Linked DNA regions of Homo sapiens: all the other regions are linked to region 4. A link is an interaction called in ENCODE POLR2A ChIA-PET data of the cell type or tissue named here. Cell type or tissue: CD4-positive, alpha-beta T cell. All regions are shown on one strand. Each heading gives the region's core, and the rest is flanking DNA. Links, peaks and the distances in the headings are about the cores only.

Evidence for each region. Peaks named below come from ENCODE experiments on the same cell type or tissue, not always from the same donor. Only the 100,000 strongest peaks of a DNase experiment are listed, where the experiment ranks them.
Region 1: POLR2A ChIA-PET joins it to region 4 with 12 read pairs; 5 of 35 experiments call an interaction of 5 or more read pairs at or near these places.
Region 2: POLR2A ChIA-PET joins it to region 4 with 15 read pairs; 9 of 35 experiments call an interaction of 5 or more read pairs at or near these places.
Region 3: POLR2A ChIA-PET joins it to region 4 with 32 read pairs; 7 of 35 experiments call an interaction of 5 or more read pairs at or near these places.

The regions. Positions count from the first base shown.
Region 1 is chr10:62,081,302-62,086,142 of GRCh38, reverse strand. It overlaps ARID5B (AT-rich interaction domain 5B), which reads right to left. Exons shown (of 10, transcript NM_032199.3): 9 at 243-441. Among named protein-coding and RNA genes, the nearest start is that of LINC02621, 180 kb to the left of the region's middle. RefSeq lists a silencer at 3,385-3,444. In CD4-positive, alpha-beta T cell, for the core only: no CTCF peak of the experiment used is centred there; DNase peaks (open chromatin) are centred at 2,532 and 3,272; H3K4me3 peaks cover 1,005 bases; H3K27ac peaks cover 2,735 bases.
Region 2 is chr10:62,104,329-62,109,207 of GRCh38, reverse strand. No RefSeq gene overlaps it. Among named protein-coding and RNA genes, the nearest start is that of LINC02621, 150 kb to the left of the region's middle. In CD4-positive, alpha-beta T cell, for the core only: no CTCF peak of the experiment used is centred there; no DNase peak of the experiment used is centred there.
Region 3 is chr10:62,236,711-62,241,589 of GRCh38, reverse strand. RTKN2 (rhotekin 2) reads left to right here. Exons shown (of 12, transcript NM_145307.4): 4 at 395-448; 5 at 1,825-1,942. Among named protein-coding and RNA genes, the nearest start is that of LINC02621, 20 kb to the left of the region's middle. In CD4-positive, alpha-beta T cell, for the core only: no CTCF peak of the experiment used is centred there; no DNase peak of the experiment used is centred there; H3K4me3 peaks cover 625 bases.
Region 4 is chr10:62,180,458-62,185,195 of GRCh38, reverse strand. It overlaps a transcript of RTKN2 not described here. Among named protein-coding and RNA genes, the nearest start is that of LINC02621, 76 kb to the left of the region's middle. RefSeq lists an enhancer at 4,542-4,711. In CD4-positive, alpha-beta T cell, for the core only: no CTCF peak of the experiment used is centred there; a DNase peak (open chromatin) is centred at 1,595; H3K27ac peaks cover 2,478 bases.

The DNA of each region.
Region 1 (4,841 bases), core at 842-4,841, 100 kb after region 4:
TTTCTAGATTCTATTCCTGGGCTATCTCATTCAATACTAGGCATTGGATTTCATCTCATGAGCAAGCTGAAAGGCTTTCAGGAACTGGGGAACTATGTGGGGAACTGTGAAGCTTAGATTTCTTGGTTTCTTCATCAAGCCATCCAACTGTGCAGGGACACAGCTGTGGATTCAGGGCTCCAGAAGGACCTCGAGGCAGCACATGTCTTCCAGAGGTATTTCTATGGAGCAAAGCAACTCACCTCTGCTGCATCCTGGGGCTTTGGGGCATTTTCTTTTTCTTTCTTGCTTTTAGGTATTTCATGTTTGATGCGTTTGGTTCCAGATACTTTTGTTTTGTTCTCATTTTCCTGTGAACTGTTCTCCTGTTTCCGAGGTTTGATTGGAGGCAGGGGCTTATCTTCTTCTCCTTTAATAAATCTTTCATATGGTAGGATTAATCTAAAAGGTTAACAGAAGAGATGATCGGTCAGTTGAGTAATTCCAGTAGCATCAATGCTATGGGGGTTTACTTTCTTTTCTCAATATAAGCAAATTATTAAATGACTTCATCTCCAGTGACAGTGCTATACTTCTATAAACTTACTCTACACTTTAGTGTTCTGCTTCCTTGGTCAAAATCAGTACCTGGTAACTTAATACTTCTCAGCAAGACCTCTTTTTGGTTTTGTGGGTCTATAGACCAAGATACCAATGGAAGCATCCAACATTAACAATATCACCATCACTCCCCATGGCACCTGGCTAAGTGCTAACAAAACTGCAACAATAATGCTAGCTGCTTTACCAGTCCATCAACAACTATTTATTGAGCACATACTATAGGCAGTGTTCTAGGCACTGAGACACAGCCATGAACCAAACATTCAAAGCCTCTGAGCTCATGAAGCTTATATTCTAGTAGGTACTAGCATGTGCCAGGTACATTTAAAGATTATTTTATGTAAACTCCACAATATCCCTATGGAGTATTATTATTATTCTCTTTTTTAACATATGAGGCAATTGAGGCCTATAAAGGTTAAACAATTTGCCTGAGTCATACCATTTGTTAGAGGTGAGATCTGAACCTAGTGCTGCCCATCTGAAAACATTTTATTTTCATTCATGTCAAGATAGAGATGAAACATCTAAGATAAAAAGGTCAATGAGAGGCAAGCACAGCGTGGCCAAGAGACAGTTTAGTCTTATCCCACAGCTCTGAGTGGGGTAGGGGACTCCACTAGGAGTTCTGTTTTAGTGTGCTAAGTAAAAGACCGCCCCAGCGAGAAGGAAGGCAGACAGACTATGCAAGCCACAAAAACCAGAGGCCTGAAAATTTCAAGCATTTAAATTATATAACTTTTTAAACAAACTGCATAAAATTGCTCTAAAAAGAGAAACATCAAACAGCTCTAGTTTTAATCTGTTTTCCCTTTGCGACGTAGCTCTTTATCTGAAAGGGAAAAATAGCTGATGTAATTAAAAGGGATGGATTGCATTACAATCTCAGTTTCAACTTCAGTGATTAAAGTTTTTATAATGCATTTGGTATGATTAATGACTCACTGTGGGATTAATATAAGACTCAGCCTTAAAAATATGAACTTTAATACAGCAAACATAATTTGTTTTAAATAAGACAAGTTGACTCAATGAAGAAAATGTACTTGGCTTATAAACATCATAAGTCTGTTCAAATATTGGGGATCCTGATTATTTTTAAACTAAGATTCCCAGGCAAAAACTTCCTTGGTCTGGATATTGGTTTGCTATCCTAAAATTGGTTTCTATCTATGTTATTTGGATCTCAACTGCTTAACCATACACGATTGTTCAGGTTTGACAGTACGGATGTGGGGACATTTGTGATCCTAATATTTTGCTCTTTAATAAAATACCAATAAAACTATGGGAAAATCAGATCCCAATTTATAGCATATTAGAAACAAAATTCATTTACTGAGCATGCTTGGACAAGGTATGAGCAAGGAGGCGTGAATAATACTTTGGAGCCCTACATCTGGCAGTTGGCCAGCCATGAAGATCAACAGAGCCCATGGGGAATAGTTATCTTCAGATCCCATTACAAACTGAGTTTAAACATGTTACAGCTGCTAAAACTGGAAACTGCCCTCCCTATGTAGACTTACTAAAATAATATATGGCTGCCAAATACCTGCTTCCCACTGTAATATTACAGTTAATGTTTATATAATAAAAAGCATAACTAAGCACAAAGAGAAAAAAGCAATCCTGTTCATACTTGAATTTATTCTGTCTCATCTGTAAAGTCCCCAACATTCCCCCCAATTCCTTTTTTCTGCCTGGTTCTGCCAGGGACTTTATCCTCTTCAATATTGGCAGGTTGTGGATTTTTGTCTGGGAGCAAAATGCATTGAATATTTTAAACTGGAAAGATATTTTAAATTGACTTTAATGGAAACATATTTTATTGTTGGGACAGATAGGTTTGTTTTACTTTTGTTTTGTTGCCATGGGAACTCAAGGAACACTGTAGTCTGGGTATTCCAATGATAGCAATTTGCTGGTACCACCCTTCCCCCAGCTTCATTTTCTGATGGAGATGGTGACACCACGAGGGACCCTCTTTACTGAGAAGAATGACAGCATTACCTCTGAGTGTGGGAAGGAGGAGGAGGGAAAGCAGAGAATTGGGTGGGAGAGACACCCCATGGACGCCCAAGGACCCCTCACTCTGGGTTCTGAGAGCCCTGGGCCAACCTGGCTCTCTAGATGGGTGCTAAGGAGACTTTAATTTCCTTTTCTAATTTTGCAAGTTCACAAAGTAGGGCACCATTCTCATTTCGGTTCCTTTTTTTTTTTTTTCATTTTTTCTTTCATTTTTTTTTTTTTTTCTCCCCTTCACTCAACTCAGCAGCTGGCTGGCTGACAGCAGTAAAAAATACATTTCACTTTGCTGGTCAAAGGCCTAAAGCCAGAAGCAGGAAATCTGGAATTAAATGTTTCTTGTATCTGGAAAGAGGCATGACTAAGGTAAAACTGAATCCAAACACAAGCCCTACTTGTTCAAGGCTTCCAGAGAGAGTATATGAGAGTGTGTGAGTGTGTGAGAGAGTGTGTGTGTGTGTGTAAAGGTCAACCGAGTGTTTTTTCCCCCCCTTCTAAATCATTGAAAGATAATTATAGTGGCTTGGGGAAAAAAGCCTCCTAAAATAAAACAAGCAAGGCAGAAGCTAAAAGGAAGCAAGTAGAAATATGACCAGCTAAGCTTTGAAGAACAGGGCACGGTCTCGCACGGCACACAATCGCTGCTTCATATAGTGATTTCCGTTTGGTGCAATTTTCACTGAATGTTTTTTCAGTTATCCTGTCATGGTACAACACAATTACCCCACAGGATATGATCTTATCATATGATTATTAGAAGTTTTTACAGTACAAGAGGACAAAAGCTATTATAGGTTTCTGAACATTTAAACGTTCAACGTACATGTGGTACCATTAAAAACAGGTTAGCCTTAGATTAGGTCAACATTGCCCTATGTAGAAAGCTGAGTAGGTTTGTATTATATAAAGAATTTAGTAAAATGCACCATGCCTGCGCCTTGAGGTTGATTATTTCTCAAATATTTGTAGCACAGCAAAGATTTTATCAGTTTCTAAACTGTACAGATAAAAGCAAACATGCACTCCAGCCCCCAAGAATTCATTACACAGGAGAAATATTTTCAATGGACTGCAACTCTAAGAATGGGGGCTGGCTTTTAGGTGGGTGGAAGTAATGGGGAAGAGAAGCAATATATTCATTAGAAAATCCAGAGATTTTCCCCTTCCTGATCTACATCTAGTCTGGGGATTGAAAGCTGGACAGATAAATGGGCCTTTATTATTATCCAGATTTCACATTTCAGATTAGCAAAATGCTTATTTACGATGCGATTAATGGATCTGAAATAGGTAAGCCATTATGTATTAAAAAATAACATCTTTCCATAGGCATAAGATTTGTAGCAGCATGAGATTTTATTTTTCCCTAGGAATAATACAAGAATAACATTTTCCACCCCAAAGCAGAAACAGTAGGGGGGCCTTTTGCTATCACGGAGATTCTTATTAAATTCAGTCACTGTGAAAAGCAAGATTTTTTCCCCTCCTCATTCTTCTTTCTTAAAAAAAAAAAGACTTAAAATCAACCCAAGTTAAAATTAACAAGTCAATAGCATTATAACCTTGATTTGTTAGCATCTGAGCCACTAAATTATCATCATACATGAAATTGCTGGTTTGAAAAGATTTCGGCTTTGCTAAATCTCAAGTTAAATAATGGTGCTTAGTACACTAGGTTTTTAGATCTGCCTCATCTGATATTATGAAAAATTCAATACATTTCTCTACAGCAGAAGTCAGGGGTCAGCAAATCTATTACTGTAATGTAAGTAATCTGGCAACCTGCCAACTCTTTCTCCCTTTTATTATTTTTTTAAACACTAAGGCAGATAATTTTATATTTACAAAGTCTAAAATCCTCCAGGGCCTTGCCTCTCTTTCTCAACAAAAACCAGCAGCCTTGCATTAGAGAAGTGTGTATCACACATGTCCTCATCATTTGCATTTTGTACAAAAGAAGAAAAGACCCTTCATCTTTATTACACAACATTCCCCTCCCTTCCTCAGAAGCAGAGGAAAAATAATGTCAAATCTCATCTGAACCAGTAACCACTAATGTCTCCTGTATTGATTAATGCTTGCATGGAATGACTGAACTTTTGGGCCAAAATATTTAGCAAACAGTGCTTAATAGGAAAAACGAGAATCCATCTATTTACAGAGCTTGAAAAATGGTATTACAATAATGTCTGGAACTGATTGAATCCAGA
Region 2 (4,879 bases), core at 421-4,420, 76 kb after region 4:
AGAACTTCCCAAGAAGGCCATGGGAGAGGAAGAGCTTAGGAGATGGGTGACAGATGGGAGAAAACTCAGCCAGGATCATAGGACACATTCCTGGGGTCCTGCAGGTCCTGGAGTCATGCAGCTGAAGGCTGCTGCATGGTTAGGCCCCTGGGACATGCAGGGTTCATAAGAAGGTAGGAGGGATATAAGCCATCTCAGTCTGCCCAACTAAGCAGAGGGGAGGAAAAGCATGAGGTGAGCCTGTATCTGTTTTTGCCATCTCACTCCACTTTATCTATAGAGAGGAAATGCTTGCACAAATCATAATGACATTCTCTTTTAAGCCTGATTTCCTTTCATTCATTTTAACTCTCTTGATGCTGAAGCCAAGCTCTCTGATGGCTACATATGGGGGAACCATTATTATGGGTGGCAAGTGGGGGGATCTGTGAGCTGATGGAAAGTCTCCTGCTCTAGAAATAGCTCTTCCTGGGACCCTAGCAGTGTTGGACAGGCCACCATTTGAACTTAAATCTTTTTGGTCAAAACATTATCTGGTATCTTTTTCTTTATTGCTGCCTCTTCCACACTTTTTTTTTCTCTAGAGGCAGGATCTTGCTATGTTGCCCAGGCTGGAGTGCAGTGGCTATTCACAGGCATGTACTACAGTCTTAAACTCCTGGCCACAAGCCTTAGCCTCCTCTGTAGCTGGAACTACAGGTATGCGCAACCACGCCTGGCTCTCCCACTTTTTATTTTATTTTATTTTTTATTTTTATTTTTTACTTTTATTTTTTATAAACTATAGACATTTAAAGAAGAAAAAGTCTGGGTGCAGTGGCTCACGCCTGTAATCCCAACACTTTGGGATGCTGAGGCAGGTGAATCACTTGAGCTCAGAAATTTGAGACCAGACTGGGCAACATGGTGAAACCCCCGCTCTAAAAAAAAAATACAAAAAATTAGCCAGGCGTGGTGGTATGCACCTGTAGTTCTCAGCTGGAGGCTGAGGTGGGAAGATCCCTTGAGCCTGGGAAGTTGAGGCTGCAGTGAGCCATGATCGTGCCACTGCACTCCAGCCTGGGTGACAGAGTGAGACCCTGTCTCAAAATAAATTAATTAAATAAAAATAAAAAATAATGGCTGGGTATGGTGGCTCACGGCTCTAATCCCAACACTTTGGGAGGCCAAGGCGGGTGGATTACTTGAGGTCAGGAGTTTGAGACCAGACCAGCCTGGCCAACATGGTGAAACCCCCGTCTCTTCTAAAAATATAAAAATTAGCTAGGTGTGGTGGCACACACCTGTAATCCCAGCTACTCGGGAGGCTGAGGCAGGACAATCTCTTGAACCCAGGAGGTGGAGGTTGCAGTGAGCTGAGATTGTGCCACCGCACTCCAGTGGGACCCTGTCTCAAAATAGTAATAATAATAATAATAATAATAATACTATTAATAATAATAATAAGAAGAAAAAAAGTTCATCATCTCACTACTCAGGTAATCCATGTCCATATTTTAACGAATGAAAGTAATTCACCTATGTATTTTTAAAACTTCCAATAGTAAAGTATGAAATGAAACATAAAAGTCTTCATGCATCAGCTCTTTGTCTCTGCCCAAAAGTAGCCACTTGTAAAATATTTTTTATTGCTTTTAGAAAATGTGTTTATTTCTAGACCAGTGTGCATGTCTGTCTGTCCATCTATTCCTATAAAATTGACATAAAAAGAATGATTCAGTACACACAGTCCTCTACCTCTTTTTTCCCTGTCTCTGATATACAGAAAGCTACTTCATTCTTTTTCACAGCTGATAATAATCTATCAGATAGGAGGAGCCCCATAGGCTATGTAACTATCCCTTACTGATGGGTTACTTTTCCTTGTTGCTGTTACAAACAATGCCACAGGGAACACACCTGTACATATCTCTTGACCAACATGTGCAGGGATAATTATATAGGTAAATTCTTAGCAAGCAAATATTACTGAGTAAAATAATATGTACCTTTAAAAGTAGATGGACTTTGTCAAGCTTCCTTCCAGAAATGAACCAGTCCACCACCCCTGCCCCACATCAGTGTCTGACAGTGCTTGCCTGTCAATAGCCTTCTCAGAACAGGACTCATCACTGTAGGTTCTCATAACATGAGTTAAGAAACAATCTGTTGCTGCTGTTTAATTTTCATTATTTTACTTACAAATAATATTGAGCATATTTTCATACTTACTATGTCTTATTTTCACTTTTTGGTAATTAACTACTGATAAGCTTTGTCAATTTTTTTTTCCTATTGGATTGTTCGTTTTCTATTTTATTTACAAAAGCTTTTTGAAAATGAAAGCAATTAGCTCTTTTCCTGTCACATCCATTATAAATATTTTCCCAACTTGTCACTCGTTTCTTCTCTTAGTTGAGGGTATATTTTTACCCACCCCTCCAAAAAAAAATCACAATTTTTATATAGTCAAATTTAACTTTATGGTCTCTGGGTTTTGAATCCTTCCTAGAAAGGCCTTTCCTATTCCAGGAGCTTAAACACAGTCATTTATTTTCCTAGAACCATTATAGCTCATTTTCTATATTTAATTTTTTTTTTTTTTGAGACGGAGTCTCGCTCTGTCACCCAGGCTGGAGGGCAGTGGTGCAATATCGGCTCACTGCAACCTCTGCCTCCGGAGTTCAAGCAATTCTCCTGCCTCAGCCTCCTGAGTAGCTGGGACTAACAGGCACCTGCCACCATGCCCGGCTAATTTTTTTGTATTTTTGGTAGAGACGGGATTTCACCGTGTTAGCAGGATGATCTCGATCTCCTGACCTTGTGATCTGCCCGCCTCGGCCTCCCAAAGTGTTGGGATTACAGGCATGAGCCACTGCTCCCGGCCCTACATTTAAATTTTTGATCCATCTGGAATTGATGTTACTAAAATAACTGAAGTAAGGATCCAGCTTTATTTTTTTTCTCCAGTCAATTGATCTAGCACTGTTTACTGATTAATTGCCTTTTCCTCACTGTTTTAAAGTGTTGCCATTTCATATCTTAGTTCCCGTATGATTTTGGTTTCATTTATGAACTCTTCATTCTTATTCATTGATCTATTTTTCCCTAATGCCAAACCATTTTAATTATTAGAGCTTTAAAATAGTTTTAGTATCAGTCATCTAGTTCTTACTGTTTTTCATTTTCAACACTTTTTCTGACTCATCTTCATAATTAGTTTTACAAACAAACATTAATATTATTTTGTTAAGTTAAAAATTGCTATTTCAGTTGGGATTTCATTAAATGTACAAATTAACTTAGGAGGAAATGATATTTTTCTATCAAAGACCATAGTGTGTCTTTCCATTTGTTAAGTCATTTTTAGGTCTGCCAATAGGTTATCAAAGAGTTTTTAATAAAAGTCCTGCAAATTACTTGTTATATTGATCTTTAGGATTCTTTTCAGTTGCTGTATTTTAAATGAGATCTTTTCTTTTACCATAACCTCTAACAAGTTACGGTTTAGGAAAGCCTACTGGTTTTAAATAGTTACTTAGCAACTCATCTCTTCTCTGAATTCTCTTCTTGTTTTTTATTGTTTTCCAGTTGGTTCTCCCAGGTTTTCTGGGCCTGGTATCCTCTTTCAGAATGTAAATTATCCCATAAGGTGTAATATTTGTCAGATCATTTATTGATTAATATTTGACTAGGCCTGTGTTATGCGAGGTTGTGCTCCAGTTGTAAATGAGCCTGTACATTCCTACTTGGGTACTTCCCCTACAAGTCCTGCTTCCCCACCTCAACCACTGCCTTTCCTCTCTCTCAGTTCCTACAACACCCGGTGCTCCTTCTTGTTTGTGAGATTTCATGTATCTTATTTCTCTATTCATCACTTCTCAGACCTTCACTTAAAGGTTACTTCCTTCAGCCAGGCGCGATGGCTCATGCCTGTAATCCCAGCACTTTGGGAGGCCGAGGCAGGCCACTCACGAGGTTAGGAGTTCAAGACCAGCCTGGCCAAGATGGTGAAACCTGTCTCTACTAAAAATACAAAAATTAGCCTGGCGTGGTGGTGGGTGCCTGTAATCCCGGCAGGGAATTGCTTGAACCTGGGAGGCGGAAGTTGCAGTGAGGCGAGATCACACCACGGCACTCCAGCCTGGGCGACAGAGCGAGACTCTGTCTCAAAAAAAATAGTCACTTCCTTCAAGAGACCTTCCCTGAGCCTTGGTTGATGGTACCATTTCCTTTGCTCTCCTCCCTAAAGGTCTTTGACTGTCGTCTTTTGTAACACCCAACATACTTAGAAGTGCTGCTGTCATACCTGCCTTCCTTGCTAGACTTCCAGCTCCAGGAGAAAGAGAGGCACAGCCTTCCTTGGTGCTGTAACTGGAGCTCCCAGACCGCCTGGCACGTATAGATGACCAAGGGGTATTTGTTGGATTATAGCCTAAAACAGCCTGCTGCAAACCTGACATTTTTTTATGTCTTTGGTTTTACCTTAAAACTCAGAAGAATTTTGCCTTCTATTACATACTATGTTTGTATTATTTTAAATCTAAAATGAATTTTTTTTAATGGTGGAGTAGATTAACAAACACAGCAGGGTTTCCATGCCTTTGTGAATGGCTAGAGATTTAAACTCTTCATCTTTAACTTAAAAGATGAATTAGCTTCTTAATGACCTTATATTATTATTATGGGCTGAATGTCTGTATTCCCCCAAAATTCCTACGTTGAAATCTAATTCCCAATATAATGGTGTTTGGAAGAGGGGCCTTTGGGAGGTGATGGGGTCAGGGATAGAGCCCTCGTGAGTGGGATGAGTGCCTTACAAGGAGAGACTAAAGAGATGAGCTGTCTTATTTGTCATGTGAGGATACAAGGAAAAGATGGGCATCTGCAAACCAGTAAG
Region 3 (4,879 bases), core at 626-4,625, 56 kb before region 4:
AAAAAAGAAAAATAGTATGGTGTTGGTATTTAGCTAGACAGTAATTAATAAATGATTCAAATTCATAAAAGTATAGCCAAGGAACAGACATTTACTCAGAATGGCATATATGATAAAGATGTCATAATTAATCAGTAAGGAAGAAACAGATATATATGGAGTTAGAACAGTTATTTTTATAAGAAGAATATATTTTTACCTCACAAAAATTTGACAGATTAACTTTTTAAAAGTACAAACTATAAACAATGTCTAGAAAATGTGCTGTTAAATAATAACACTTTATTTTAGCTATAGTAGTCAGAATTATTATGGAATGCAGAGGTTCAGGTCACTGTAAAGAATAAAACTTACCAAAATTATTACTTGTCATTTCTTTTTCCCTTCTTTATAGATATTCGAATACCACTAATGTGGAAAGACTCTGATCACTTCAGCAATAAAGAACGTATGTATGATTTTAATTTGTAATTGAAATGTTTTCTTTAGTATGTAGTGTATCTGATTATTGAGAAAAAAGACTGCTTCCTTGCTGAAATAAATTGATGTCATTTGAAAGAATAAGCAGCATCTTGAACTGTTTTCTGATTTTTAATATAAATATGTTGCAGTCACTTGATACTAATTAATATAGTGCATATGTAGTGTACTTTTAGTTGTTGATAGGAACCAGTGCTAGGACAGTAAGTACCGGGTTCAGAGTGGGAACGGGGGAAGGGAAATATGGAACAAAAGAAAATGTTTAGCGAATAAAGGTAAAGCCAACATTTCTTGTATTTGACCAGAATCTGGAAGATTTTTCTGCCTTATTTCATTACTTCAGGTTATTTAACAGGATGAAATAGGGAAAGATTTTTAGCTTGATCTGATTTTTTTTCCTTCAATATTTTATGGTTTTATACAGTCTTTACAAATCCGTGTATTGCTTAGGTCATGGAAATTAACCTCGAATGATTTCTAGCTATTAGAGGCAAAGCAGGAAAGATATGATAATACTTTATCTTTCTTGTCTATTGTGATAGCTTTGTTCCTTGTACTTTAAAAACTGAATCATATTAAGCACAATTAGTTTTATATGAAGAATTTAAAATCAGGTTAGTATTTATTATTCAATTAGGAAATATAATTTACTTTACAAAGGAATACATGTGGGAATTAAGTAAAGCTTTCTGATTACTAAAGAGAGTAAGTTTTTCTGAAGAGCTACATTTTCTCAATAATGAGGATTTAGCCTTTTAATCACCTAATACTTTTTAAAACATCACCAAATCAAAAGGCCCAGCAGCTATGTTTTTTGTGTTCTCATGTCTATTTTATTGTTTTGTTTTTTTTTTTCTTGTGGTTTCCTCCCTTGCTGTTAGTTTGGTGGAAAATATTTTGCTGTCGTTAATGTGCCTACTCTTAACCTCTTCTAATAAAAAACATCTTTTTCTTAAATAGACTTGGAAACCAAAATGACAGCGGTAGTAGTAGTGTGTGTGTGCACGCTTGCATGCCCGCGCATGTGTGTATATAAAGTTTACTATTAATTAAAGCTTAAGAAGTTTAATAGGAATAAAATTTATGAGTTTGGTGGTTTCTTTAGGCTGCTGAGAGGCCTGTATATTTAACTTTATTTTTTGCTTCCTTGTTTAATTGTGTTCTAGTTGAGTAAGGTATTCCTATATACTGGGAGAACAGTCACTGTAAGACTTAAGGGTTACAGTATACAATGTATGAAAAGAATCTATTAATAATATTTAACCTAATATTTATTTTCAAGTAGATTTTAACAATGATTTATTACATGGATTGTTGCTTAATATGTTGTTATTTTTCCTCCAGGATCACGACGCTATGCCATTTTTTGTTTATTCAAAATGGGAGCTAATGTGTTTGATACTGATGTGGTGAATGTGGATAAAACAATCACAGATATATGTTTTGAAAATGTAACCATATTGTAAGTATTTTTTAATCTTCAGAGAATAAAAATAATTTAAAATTCTTCTTTTTTAAAAGAAAGTTCTTATTATTGGTTCTTTGGATTCATTTTATGTTTAAATGTTTAAGTGATCTTTAAATGTTTAATATGATTTTAAAAATCATTTTGTTCAGAAGAAGTCCATTTCTCTATCTGCAGTTTTCTGATGTGAAATAAAAATGGAAATCTTGTAATTACTATTAGCAGTAAATATTTGACTTATTAGATATGACCCATTTTTAAATTGTTAATAAATATAGTTCAGTTATTAACAAAGCTATGCATACAACAGAATATCCTGTAATGTTATTTGATATAGAGAGAATTTAAGCATAAAACAGGATTTTTATCTCATGTAGGATATTTGGTTGCAGAAATACTAAAATAGTATAGCAACTTTATTTACAAGATAGTCCTGAAGTACATGCTATATAGGAAGAGCACTTTGAAATTTTGGGGTGTTCTTTTTCTTATGGTGCACTTCTTTCATGTACTTCAAAGCAATAAAAAAAAATGGGTGATCTCAGGGCTGTTTTTATTGTCCCTGCTCTTTTACAGGCTCATTTTATTGTGGTCATAATACAGAACAAGAAGGAACTCCTTGGGTAGCCATAGAAATCATTTTTAACTAACATAGTTTTTCCTGCCCTCCTTCAAAGGTTCTATGTGCCTAAATCAGTGTGGGATTTGTATTTTAGACTTTTAAAGACACGATCTTTAGATCTAAATGTTAATAGCTACTAACTATTAATATAAAAATCCATGTGCATGGTTTTTGCCATTTTCAGCTATGGAGCTAGACAGGTGAGATTTTAGAGGCCTAGTTTTGCCACTCACATAACATTAAAAAAACCTATAGTAAACCATATTTTGTAGCTTCTGGTCCAGTGTCTCATAGTAATAGTATAGCCTGGAAAAATAAAATGCATTGTTCTGAGTTATAAGTAGTAATTCAGGCCTTCTTACAAGCTGTATTGAACCAAAGGAATTTATTTAGGATCCAAAACATATCCCCAAATGCTTATATAATTGAGGCTAAAAAAATTACTTTTTTCTTGGTTATCTGAATACATTTATTTCCATTATCAACTATTGCTAGTGAACTTTTTTTTCTGCCAAAATTACCAGTTGATGGGCCCTTTTCTTCACATCATTTTGCTATTGTTTGTTTTGATCATGGAGACAAAAATCAGACTTTTTTTTCCAGGGAAAGAACAATAGAAGTTACTGAGGAAGACAACACATGATTTATAATTTTTTGAGAATTCTGTAAATATTTTAAATTGTACTAAAAATAACTGCTGACAAATGTTCTACATGTTGAAAAATGTGCTTTTTGTTATGATGATTGTTTTTAATAAGTATTCAATATTTATGAATCTCTGGTTTTTCTCTAAATATTGACATTTGTTAGTCATTACCAGGAATACTGCATGTTTAAAAGTTGCCAAATAATAAACTATAAAAATAGCTGGAAGTTATTCCTGGGATTTTTTCAAACTATAGATTGGCCATTTATATCTTTAAAAGTCTGTGCTCCATTTTTTAAATCTCTGAAACTGATGGATCTTCCATCTGCAAGTAACATCTGCTGCTGATGGACCTCTTTTGCAGTCTTAAGTATATTTTATTGTTAGTAACACCACCACAGTCTTTAATGCTAAAGGTAGTTCAAAGGTAGTTCGTTGTGTCTGAAAAAGGGTAAAGCCAATCTTAACATTTGCTAAAATTGCAGAATTTTGCGTATTTATTTGATAAATATATATCTAATACCTCCTACATTCCAGGCCAATACTAGATTAAGAACACAAAGATCACCCAGACAGCACCCATTCTCAAGGAGTTCATGCTTTGAAGTACATTTTTCCCCTGTATAACCAGATAGTAAAATGTTATTTATAGTTATTAGGTACAAAAGTGGGGGAGGGTCAGGGGACACAGTGACGAGTGCACTATAAGTGACTCTTTATAAAGAAGAAATGAAAACTAAAGGTTTAGCAGATTTTTTTTGGAAGAACAGTCATTTCAGAAAATTACACATATAAATACCTTAAAAATGTATTAAAGGAATGACAAGGAGAAATAGTATTGGCAACAAAATGACCAGGGTATTTTATGCTTTCTTTAACATGCCTATGTATATATTGGTTAAATTGAGTTAAGATTGCCCTAGTTTTGAAGCTGATATCTGTGAAAGTTGCGGTAACTCTCTCAGGCCATTTAGATGCTAAATAAACACTGAGAGATTCTGTCTCATTAACATACATTAACATAAACTTATTCCAAATTCTTATTTTTTTTCCCATAAACCTTGCACTTATTGAGGAGATTTTGCAATCTTCTCTTGGCTCCCCTGCAGTCTTTTATTTATTTTAAAAAGAAATTTTATTGTGTATATTTGAGGTTTATAACACGATGTTACAGGATACATATAAATAGTAAAATGTTACTATAATCAAACAGATTAACATCTATCATCTCACATAGTTACTTTTTGTGACAAAAGCAGCTAAAATCTATTTAACAAAAATCTCTAACATGATTTGATTAACATTCACCTCATGTTTTTACAGTACATTATATCTCTAAACTTATTCATCCTACATATCTGCTATTTTGTGTCCTTTGACCTATATCTCCCCATTTCCTCTCCCCCAGTCCTTGCCCATGGTAACCACTGTTTTTTTCTCTATTTCTATGGTTTTGAGCTCTTTTTTTTTTAATATTCCACATATAATTGAGAACACACAATATTTTCATTTCTATGCTTGGCTTATTTAACTTAATATCCTCCAAGTTCATCCGTGTTGTAGCAAATGGCAAGATCTCCTTTTTTAAGGCAGAATGGTTGTCCGTTGTGTGTGTGTATACACACGTAGCTTATTTTCTTTATCTGTTTTACCATTGATGGACATA
Region 4 (4,738 bases), core at 1-4,000:
GTGGAGGTCCTATTTTTGATAGATTATAGAAATAAGGAGTGACAAGTCAAGCTGTCATGAGAGGAGAGTCATCTAAAGTTAGTACTGAAAACAGAAATTTGGCTGGCAAATTAGTTAGAAAAGGGAGGCAGAACAATGGGAAAATTTTTTGCAAGATTTCCTGGGAGTTGGGGATGGTGATGATGGCAGGGGCCCTGGAGTGACCGCTTACCAATTAGTGGTTTACCTGTTAACTTTGGCAGATGTTTTACCAGTGAATGGTAAGATTTCTAATTGAGCTTCAGGCAAGACTGTCTAGTGAAAACTATACTTCTATTTACTCTTCAGTAACTAACAAGGCCTGTTTTTTTCTTTACTTAGTTCTTATTTGAGATCTTGGTTAAGAAATTATAAAATATAAATAGAATATTAGCGACTTGGGTTATTTGGTTGTTGAGAAAGGGTTCTCTAGAGAAAATATAATTTCATAACTGCAGTACTTATTCAATTAGACTAGGAAGGCTCCTCAGAGGTAATCTACTTCAACCTCTTTCTGTAGGCGGAAGCCATGCTCCCAACCAATCATATTCATGAATATCCAGCCTCTGTTTGACATTATTCTTTAAGGTTGTTTGCTTTTAGAATTTTCAGCCCATTTCTTGTAAGTTCCAGTTCTAAGAAAGGCTTTTTTACATATTAAGACAACTCATTTTTCCTGAAACTTGCAATCTTTTCCACTGACTGCCTTTTGTGATTCTGATTGGTGGTGACTTTCTGGTTTTCTCTTTACCTCTGTGGGTGACTAAAGGTGATTTTTTTTGTTTTTCAGAATAATAGTAATCAACTACATAATCTCCAGAAACTGCCAGCAACTTCCAAATTCCTCTTCACATAGCTTCTCAAATACTTCATTAGAACCAGTGTGAAAAATTTAAAATACAATGTGACATTTCTCTAGTAGAATGTAAGCTTCATGAGGGAAAAGACAACGCGTCTCCTTCCTGTATTCCTAGCACCCAGTACGGCACCTGACACATAATAGTGACCTTAGAAGAATATTTAAGAGTCATTGAGTAAACATTTTGTAGAGCTGTCCATGTTTATTTTCCATTCAGTGTTTACCAGGTGTCTGCTATTTGGACAGTCACTTCATTGTTCATTAGTACATGACTTTGGTAAATATATCTCCTGTGAAGAGAAATATTATAACTACTATGGCATTCAACACTGGTATTTCAGTTACTCAACTAATCCACCCACTGATGGAGTGAACCTTGAATTAAATGCTTTGAAGAATAAAGTGAATCTTGATAAAAATCAAAGGCTGAAGAAATCTTGTTTGACAGAAGGCATGAACAAAAATGCTAAAATTAATACTGTTTGTGGAGAAACACTCATTCCACCGCAGACTAAATGGAGTTCATGAGTATCAAAATGCCTATGTGATCAAAAGGCAGAAACAGCTTCTTTTTACTAGGTCTGTTAATATTCCAGGACTCATAATATTGTGCCTACATGAGCACCTGTGTTTGTGGTAACTCAAAGTATTTGAACACCTTATCTCATCCAACCTCAAATTTCCTGTGAGGTATTTAAGCACCGAGAGCTCTTGGTACTGTTTTCAAGATGAAGCAGATGAATTAGAGAGGCTGTTCACACACCAAATTTCACAGAAGCCTATGGAGGAAATGACGGGGAGACTTACCAGTTAACACCCAGTTGCAGAAATCAATGTCAGAGCTTGAAAGGACCTTATAAACCCCTGATCCAATGTGGACTTTCCTAGTAAGACTTCTGTTTGCAGTGACTTGGTTCATTTCACCAACCACAAGAATTTTAAGTAATTTTTAATCATAAAAGTAACATAGAACATAGTAATACATATATACGTACATACATGATACAGAAAGGTATCAAAAAACAAAAACATATATTACTTCCTCCTCTAACATTCCAGTGCCAGTTTCCAAAGATTCCTATTACCCAGAGGTAACCACTGTTAATAATTTTTAATGTATATTTCCAAAAATTTTTTATGCATTTAGAAATGTGTGCATGTGGGTGATGGGTGCACCAAAATCTCAGAAATCACCACTAAAGAACTTACTCATGTAACCAAACACCATGTGGTCCCCCAAAAACCTATTGAAATAAATAAATAATAACATAATAAAGACTTAATAAAAAGTAAAATAAAAATGTGTACATGTATACATACACGCAATGACAGTTGGTCCTCAAATAACATCATTCCATTCAGTGTCATTTCATTATACTGTTGATTGGAAAAAAATTGATTTCTGCCCGGGGCCCCTGTCTGTGTGGAGTTCCCATGTTCTCCCCATGTCTGTGTGGGTTTTCTCTGGGTATTCTGGTTTCCTCCCACATCCCAAAGATGTGCATGTCAGGTGAATTGGTGTGTCTACATTGTCCCAGCCTGTGTGGGTGTGTGTGTGAGGTGCCCCCTGCTAGGGTATGGCGTCCTGGCCAGGGTGGCTTCCGCTTTGCACCCTGAGCTGCTGGGGTGGACTCTGGCCACCCTCAACCCTCATCTGGAATAATTGGGTAATAATTATCTTGTTTTTATTAATCTTTCTTAAAAGTATATATAGTTCGCATTTATTTCAGTGTTTAATATTAGAAGTGTTTTACTCTTTAGAAGTTTGGTGATGTTTTTGTGACCAGAAATATGCCATAGGAACTTAGCTCTTGTTTATATCAATTAGCCTGCAGTAATTTGGTTCCATTGTGTGTTTCCTTAAAGCTGAAGTTTCCAAGTACCTACTGATGACGTTAAGTGAGGACTTAACTTGTGTGTTGCAGCTCCTATTAAATTGCTGCACTTGGAAGCATAGTAGTCATTTCAAACTTTAAAAAGATCTTCTGCTATTCTGTTCCAATTCTGACCTTCTCACAGTTTTATTCATCTAGTAAACACCAACTCGATCCTTCCAGTTGCTCAGGTCAAAACCTTTAAGTCATCTTTGGTTCCTCTCTATCCAAAACACCATCTATCTAATTCACCAGCAAATCTTATTGAGTATATGTTAAAAATATCTCCAGAATCCAACCACTTATCACCATCTCCATTGCTTCCACCCTAACTCAAGCCACTAGCATCTGTTGCCTGAATTATTACAATAGCCTTCTAACTGGTCTCCCTACTACTACATAGCTTTCTACTGTCTATACTCAGGATAGCAGACAGAAGGATCCTGTGAAAACACAAGTCAGGTCGTATACCTTCCATGCGCAAAAAACATTCAAATGCTCCCCAGTTAATTCAGAGTAAAAGCTGAAGTAAAAGACTGTCCACAGTCTGCTGACCCCATTACCTATATGACTTAATCTCCTGCTACTCTAGAGAAACTTCACTCTCTTTGTTCCACATATACTGGCTTTTGCGCTGTCCTGAACATGCCTGGCATGCTCTTGCCTCAGGGCCTTGCACTTGCTGTTTCCTCTTCCTGGAATGCTCTTACACCAACTATCATCACTTCATTCAAGTCTTTTTTTTTTTTTTTTTTTTTTTTTTTGAGACGAAGTCTCACTCTTTCGCCCAGGCCAGACTGCTGTGGCGGTATCCCCACTCACTGCAAGCTCCGCCTCCCAGGTTCTCGCCATTCTTTTGCCTCAGCCTCCCAAGTAGCTGGGATTACAGGCGCCCACCACCGTGCCCGGCTGATTTTTTGTATTTTTAGTAGAGACGGGGTTTCACCGTGTTAGCCAGGATGGTCTCGATCTCCTGACCTCGTGATCCGCCCTCCTCAGCCTCCCAAAGTGCTGGGATTACAGGCGTGAGCCACCACGCCCGGCCTCAAGTCTTAATTTAAATGTAACTTTCTCAATCAGTCCTTCTCTAGCCCCTCTTAAAATTGCAACTCCATCCCCAAACTCACTCTGTATTCCCTTTCCTGCTTTTGTTTTCTCCTTAAAATTCATTTTTACTCATTTGTCTTTTTAGTTGTCTGTCTCTCTAAGGTAGATTATGTTTCTAAAGATGACTACAACATTAACTTTCATCCCACATGTTGTTTTCTAATGTGACATTGTCATTCTCCATCAAGAAATGGAGCCTATTTTGCCCTCACTTGAATCTGGGCTTCTGCCTTCCATCCTTGGGGTGCCTCCTCTTGGAAGTTCACAGCCATATTAGAAGAACAAATGCCCTGAGACCACCATGCTGTAAGGGGGCCCAAACTAGCCAGGTGAAGAAGAGGCCATGTACCAAAGCTCTGGACATGTGACTAAAGCCTTCTGGAACCGTCTGTGCCAACATCACCCATCAGCTGAAGGGAGTCAAGGAAGAGATCCAGTCAATACTAGATGGAACAGAAGAACTGCCAAGCTGAGCCCTGAATTCCTGACTCATAGAATTGTGATGAAATAAAGGTTGTTGTTTGAGGACACTATGTTTTGGAATAGTTCGTTAAGCAGCAATAGATTCTTGAAATATTCCTATACTATAATGCAAGCTCCACGAGGATAAAGATTTTTTATCGTTTTTGTTTTATTTTTTTGCCTGCTGCATCCCTGGTGCCTGCTGTAGTGCTCAGAACGAGGTAGGTGCTTGGTAAACATCTGTTGAATGAATGAATATATGAATGAAAGAGAGAGAGAACATAATGAAGAGAACATTACTAGTGGATCCATGTTTCTTTCCAGTGCCATGAAAAAATAGGATATGGAACCTAACTATGGCAGTAATAAGAGAAATTAGTGGCCATGGGCATGCTGCCTTGCAGGGCCAGCTTCCCAG